Linked DNA regions of Homo sapiens: region 2 is linked to region 1. Evidence: chromatin contacts called from ENCODE Hi-C or POLR2A ChIA-PET data. All regions are on one chromosome and are shown on one strand. The core of a region is the stretch at or near the end of the contact, and the rest is flanking DNA. Distances in the headings are between cores, read along the strand shown. Region 1 holds the start of ZNF148 (zinc finger protein 148). Region 2 holds the start of MBD4 (methyl-CpG binding domain 4, DNA glycosylase).

Evidence for each region. A loop is a pair of places that touch in the nucleus more often than their neighbours do. ChIA-PET counts read pairs that join two places held with the same protein, here RNA polymerase II (POLR2A). Pooled maps may share reads with other maps.
Region 2: a loop to region 1 is called in a pooled map, with 8 times the contacts of the local background. The contact joins the promoter of MBD4 here to the promoter of ZNF148 in region 1. A Hi-C loop is called at or near these places in 1 of 168 maps with a recorded cell type or tissue (CD8-positive, alpha-beta T cell) and 5 of 50 pooled maps. POLR2A ChIA-PET finds 5 or more read pairs at or near these places in 1 of 52 experiments (naive thymus-derived CD4-positive, alpha-beta T cell).

Annotation. Positions count from the first base shown.
Region 1 is chr3:125,373,490-125,376,799 of GRCh38, forward strand. It overlaps ZNF148 (zinc finger protein 148), which reads right to left and starts at 1,836. Exons shown (of 9, transcript NM_021964.3): 1 at 1,613-1,836. LOC105374080 (a long non-coding RNA gene) reads left to right here and starts at 1,937. Exons shown (of 3, transcript XR_924427.3): 1 at 1,937-3,310. RefSeq lists a silencer at 1,571-1,620 and enhancers at 1,731-2,000, 2,111-2,160.
Region 2 is chr3:129,438,387-129,441,696 of GRCh38, forward strand. MBD4 (methyl-CpG binding domain 4, DNA glycosylase) reads right to left here and starts at 1,562. Exons shown (of 8, transcript NM_001276270.2): 1 at 1,344-1,562. The coding sequence starts at 1,447. IFT122 (intraflagellar transport 122) reads left to right here and starts at 1,838. Exons shown (of 30, transcript NM_052989.3): 1 at 1,838-1,985. The coding sequence starts at 1,945. RefSeq lists enhancers at 1,392-1,471, 1,562-1,701, 1,902-2,111, 2,262-2,311, 2,342-2,391 and 1 more.

The sequences.
Region 1 (3,310 bases), core at 586-3,085:
GAGCTCAGCAAATCCAGAGAGAGCTTGGTTCATTTCCTGACATAGAGATGCTAATCCTCCCTCCAACCTGGCTCTAGAGTCGTCCAGTCTCCTAGGTTCCCCTAGACCTTCTGATAACTAGTCCTGACCTCCTTGCAACCTAAAACCAAAACAGATATTCTAGCTCCTCCATTCTGCAGGCCCACACTTTGCTGGCTGATACGTTTTCTTCAATGCCATCATGCCTGAATGAGAGTATTCTCTCACTGGAGAACTCCCTCACAGTTCACTTCAGGAACTGTGAATGGCAGAAGATCTCCCACCAGCCACAGATTTATGGAACCAATCCAGCCAACTAATTTGAGCTACAAATGAAGTATCTAAAGAAGAGCCAGCAAGCATGTCTTCCCCCCGACCATTAATTATAATCTTGTGTACTGCAATCCAGGCTGAATAATACGGCACCAATTCTCCTGGACCAGATAAACTGGGCAGTGAAGAAAACCACCAAGTCAATTAATTTCCATTCCAGCGTTTGCCAGGATAGTATTTACCCAACCTCGGGTAAGTGTTAATACTTCAAATTTTCTAAAATCGAAGCTCCATAGCCTAAGGAATCCCCACAGGCCAGACCCTTTCTCAAGGTCTGCTTCAGAGGTTCTCATACTCATTGGTGCACGTCTAAAATGTCACAGACCAAACTACAGACTAAAATCTAATTCTCAGTGACCCCAACCACGGCCCAGACCCACACTTACCAGATGTCATCTACTGAACAGCCCACACAGGTTCGGAACTAGGCCATCCCGGCCCATCTGGAATAACTCTTCAGTACTTAGGCCAATATTTATTAATTATACTACATCTGTCTATTCTATTATGCATTCCCTGCATCTTCTCTACTATTTAGCACTCCCTCTTGCTTCAAACGCGATCCTTTCTATTCACGGGAACTCCTATCTCCCTTCTTTCCTTCCCTGAGAAACGCTTCAGTTCTTTCCATAATGAAATACCTAACGTATCTGCACAATGAACACCCCCCAGAATCCTCAAGACTCCTCCACAGCCACCTCCCCGCATTCCTCCACCTCTCCGGCATCTTTCCTCCGGCCCCTCGCCCTGTTCGCACTCCCACTACGTTTCCTGCAAGCATTCCCTTTTCTCCAACCCCTGCCCTTCCCTTCTCCCAAAGAGCACACTCCGGCAGCAACAGTGACTGAGGCCTGCGGTGCATAAAGCACTGCACCAGGCACGGTGGACAGAGCCCTGGTGTCTCCCTAGCCTTTTCACACCCACACCCAGCACCCTCCGGCCTCCCCGTGCAAACATCCCACCTCCTCCCCTACCTCTGACACCCGCCTCCAGCCTCGGAGGCCGCCTTCTCGCCTCCGCCACCCCCGTCATTATCCCTCCTCAACCCCCCAACCCACCCTCCGCGCCCTGCTTCCTCACGTCCCCCAGCCAGCCCCAGCGTTTCCCTCGGCCTCGGCTGGCCCCCTGGCCACCCCCAGCCTCGCCACGGCTCGCTCCCCCCGGGGTCAGGCCGTTACCGCCGCGCGCTCCCCCCGCGCGCCGCCCCCTCCCCCTCCCCCGCCCTCCCCCGGGCCCGGGCCTGCCAGGCCGAGCGCTTTACCGCGGGCGGGCGCCGAGTCGCGCGGTCACCGACTGCAGGCGGCGGCAGCTCCAACCTTTCTAGGGGCCTTGAGAGGAGGGGAAGGGGGGAGGGGGGAGAACTTTTGCTGTGGCAGCTTCGGCAACAGCTCCCACCCCTGCGCCTTTCTCCTCTTCCTCCCCCTCCTCCTCCTCCTCCTCTTCCTCCTTCTCTTCCTCCTCCCAGAGCAGTAGAGACGCAGACATGCCGCAGCTAGAGCGCCGCCGCGGTCGCCGCCACTGCCGGCCCGGTGCATTGTGGGAAGCCCCGCACACGGGAAGCGCTCCGCGGCGCCCGCCCTCGTCTGGCGCAGAGACCTGGCTGGAAAGACACAGCGTGGCTTCGATTCCGGCGCCTGCGTGTCACCAGCCCAGGGTGGCCGTGGAAGCTGGACCCGAGCCGCAGGCCCCCCAGGCTGGGCCTGGGAGGAAAGCGGTTTGAAAAAGATCGGAACTGAGGAACTCTCTTAGAGCGGGGGACTCCCTGCTCCTACAGCCTTAACCAATGCCCAGCGCTTGGAAAGTGGAGGACTCGGGGATTCGGGAGCGTTTCAGGCCTGGGGAAATGGAAGGGTCGGGGACCTAGGTGAAAGGTTATTTGCCAGAAATGTCTTGGCTTTTTCATTTATTCTGTCTTACCTAGCCCTTCGCCGCCACCTCCAGTCGTTGGCCTCTTACCACCTTCAAATGCCACCTTTTCCGGAAGATGTAGCCCTGCGCCCTTGAAACTGGCAAACCCTATTAGTGTCTGCAAGCTGAGATGCAGGGTGTGGGCATAGACACAGATCAAGAGATCCGGCCCTGGACCCTCTTGGGCAGAACCTTGCCCTTCTCATTTCACCTGAAGCCCAAACTTTGTATGGCAAAGACTTGGTAATGATCTCTATAGAGCTAGGATTACACAGTTGTCTCATCCTTTGGGGGCCCTTTAGCCAAACTGTGACCTCCTTAATGGTGCCTTCGTCAGCTAACATTAGGCGCCCTGAGGTGCTTCTGCATACTGCCATCGTTTACAATTACTCATCTTTGTGTACACACCCTAGCACAAGGTCAGCCATATAACATAAAAGATGCTCAGTGAATGTTGAGTAATTGTGAGCATCTGGAACTTGCCGTGGGATAAAACGCGTTCATTGGGATTTCTTCATAATAATATGAAGATTCCATTTAGCGCCTCTCTGCAATACTTAAACGTAACCTTTGAGGGGAGAGGGAAAAGAAAAGGCATGAAAATATCTATAGAGCCATTTCTGGTGTTCTCCTTCCCTTTTCCACACCCGCCTTCCCACCCCTTGCCAACTAAATGTTCATTTGAATAGTGCTTTTTGGCAAAATTCCAAACTCCTGCATTATGCACTTGTGATGACACTGAATTAGATTAGTGTCTGCAAGGTTAATGTTCCCTCAGGCATTAACCTTAGTAAATCGTGATGCCTGTTTAGAAATAGCTAAGGCCCAGAGGTTCAGCTTAATTTAGACACAGGTAACTAAGAGCAAGAGTAAACCACAGCTCCACAATCAACTCTCTCTGTGTGCTTTCTCCATTAAAAAATATAAATTTTAATAAGATGACCGCACATATTCTGAATGTTAATTGCAACAAAACAATGACACAAGTTAGAGCCAAGGGACAGTTATCTGGAGGACAGCCTTCTGGCAACTTCTAGCACCCGCAGTGGCA
Region 2 (3,310 bases), core at 312-2,811, 4.1 Mb after region 1:
AGTGTGTATCACTTTCATCAGATGTAATCCTCCAGAAGGTAAATAATTTGATACAGAATTTTTGAATCTTCTTCATTCTTGATCCTCATGGTAACCTTGTAGGTACAATAAGGTTTACTCTCAATTTATTGATAAAATTGAGTGACAGGTTAAATTACTTGCAGAACAGACACGAGAACCCAAGTCTACCAAATCTTGGTCTAATACTTCTCCCCCATACTGTTATTGAAAAAAGCTGGCAAGGCAAGGTGGCTCATTCCTGTAATGCTAGCACTTTGGGAGGAGGAAGTGGGAAGATCACCTGATCCCAAGAGTTTGAGACCAGCCTGGAGAGCACAGTGAGATCCTCGTCTTTGCAAAAAATGAAAAAAAAAACCCAAAAAAACAAAAAAAAACAAGCAACCGGGCGTGGTGGAGCATACCTGTGGTCCCAGCTACTAAGGAGGCCGGGGTAGGAGGACTGCTTAAGTCCGGCAGGTCAAGGCTTCAGGGAGCTATGATTGTGCCACTGCACTCCAGCCTGGGTGACAGAGCGAGACCTCATCTCAAAAAAAAACCCACTAAACTAAAACTTCATTAAAGTTCCAATGTGTCTTCTATGATGAAAACATACTTTTAAAATTAAAAAAAAAATTTCAGTAAAGTGTATCCTAATCACTAAACCACAGATTGTAAAAGGTGGATGGGTCTAGAGAGATCATTTAACCCAAGTTCTTTTCTACAAATAGGGAAACTGCAAGAACTAGAATTAGAATCAAGGTTTTCTGATGTAATTTGGGGTAAAATAATTTTGAGGAGCTGGATGGATCTTATGAAATGATATTGTTTACAATTTTAGAGATAAAAATACTGAAGCCTGGTGGAATCAGCACAAACTCTTAAGAGACTGGGGCTCAAATTCCAGCTCTACCAGCTGTAAGTTTAGCAGCAAGTTACTTAACATCTCAAAGTCTCGGTAAAAGACTCTGTAAAAAGAAGGTGATGCCTCTTTCAAAGTAGTTCTTAGTATTAAATTTTGAAAAAAGTAGGTAAATCTTAACCTCCTATCACACACGTAGTCTAATGACTTCCTAGGATCCTCCAACCCCAAGGGGACCTCTTTCACAAAACCTCCCGGCTCCCCCCCAGTCTCCCTAGTCATCTTAGATGAGGAAGTCGAGCGCACCCCAGGGCTGATCGCACAGGAAGAGCACCTGGGCTCCAGACCCTAGTAACTAAACCCGTGGGCTTCGAGGTTTCTGCCGACCCTCTGTCAAAGGTTAGAAAGGCCCACACACTGTCCACTCTCCCGATACCATTTTACAGGTGGTGAAACTGAGGCCCAAAAGGGGACAGTAACTTACCGGAGGTCATTCGGCGGGTCTGGGACTAGGCGCTCACTAGAGGTGACGGTGGGGGCAGCTCCGCGGTCCCCCAGACTCAGACTCTCCAGCCCAGTCGTGCCCATCGAGCAGGGTCCGGCTGCAGCAACGAGCCCAGCGCCGCAACGCCCAGGGTGTGGGGCGGAGTAAGATGTGAAACCTCTTCAGCTCACGGCACCGGGCTGCAACCGAGGTCTGAATGTTGCGAAAGCGCCCCAGACGCCGCCGCTGCTTTCCGGCCGCCCCCTCGGCTACAGCCGCCATTTCCACGCTCCACCAATCAAATCCATTCTCGAGGAAGACGCACCGCCCCCACACGCCCCGACCAATCGCTCGCGCTCTGGTTGCGCTGGCGCCTTAGGGGCTCCAGTGCCACCATTGCTTTTGCTGCTTTTCTGGCTTTCCCTTTCGGACATGCGCGCTCGGAGCAAGGCGCCCTCGCACTCAGCTTACCGCGCATGTACGTTGCCAGGGGTAACGCAGGTAGCCAAAGTGGCTTGTGGAGTGGCGACCGTTAGTGAGGCGGTTGCTGAGACAGACGCTGAGGCGGGTAGGAGGAGCCCGAGCCGTAAGGGAAGCCGTGATGAGGGCCGTGTTGACGTGGAGAGATAAAGCCGAGCACTGGTGAGGAGCGGGGCGGTTCGCGAAGAGCAGGAGGTCGAGTCCTCGCGGGGAGTGCGCGAGCCGCTGCAGCGTGTTTGAGGGGGGCAGCGGGCTTGCTGCCTGGGCCGAGGGCACTGAACCCCGGCCTGGGAGACTGCAGGGTCGCCCTCCCGCCCCTTGGCGGTTGGAGAAACTCCCGAGGGTTGGAGAGCGGCAAAGGGAGGTGCCGCGCCTGAGGTGGTGGCGGGTGGAGGCGGCTCTTCCCTCACGGTCTGGCCCTGTCGCTGCCTTGGATTCATCTCACACCCACGAGACAGCACGAAGCTGCTCAAGCTTCACAGTTCTTGCCACATCCACATAGTACCCATACTCTTGTTTTCTTGACGTTTTTCTCTAAATTGTCTCATTTATTTTAATTATGATTTCACATTTTACAAGGAAACTTTATTACTCCATTTATGAAAACCAGTGTCACTTGCTCTAAATGTTAAGATAAAATCAGCGTCGCTTGCTCTAAGTGTAAAAGTAAAACTTAAAGTAGGGAGAAACAAAACTGAACAAGCTGTAGCTAGCTATTGTTGCTAGGGAGCCTTTAAACCTGAGATCTCGTTTCTCTAAAACTGGAGATGGGCAGGTATGATCAGAAAGGTGCTCAAAATGAGCACCAAACACAAGCTCTCCTAATTGGGAAGTCTGAAAAAGAACTGAAGGGGAATGACTTTGTCACCTTTTGATTCAGTTATTTAATGTCCTATTCCATTGTTATCGCCTAAATCTATAACATAGCAGTCTGTTTTGTCATATTCTTACTTATGGGATAGGTCTTGGCCTGACTTTGAAAATCATTCAGCATTGTTGTGAAGCCTCTGTTCTGGCCACTGGAGCAGGTTACTTGTCTTTGGTTCTGTCCCTTCTGAGATCTTTCTCTGTGTAAAGCATGCCGTCTCTCCTCATCTCACACGGAAATCCTGAACATCCTTCAAGGCTCACGTTGGAGACGGGTCCTCTCTTTTGTGTTCGGCACTAGTGGTAGCTGACACTATGTGCCAGGTGCTGGCTAAGCACTTCATATCCTTTATCTCGTTGTGTCTTCACCACTCTCTAAGGTAGGTACTATAATTTCCTCTATTTTATGTATGAGGAAACTGAAGCCCAGAGAGGGTGGATAATTTGCCAGCGTCACACAGTGAGGGGTGGAACCAGCTTTCAAGCTCAGGTCTTCCTCACTCCAACGTCAACGCTCTCAGCCACTACATTAATTTTTCCTTATGTTACAGACGTGGCAAACTCAAATGTCTGCAGGAGACAGGCAGGTAACATAAATGGGAGATGTTTATTTGCATCTT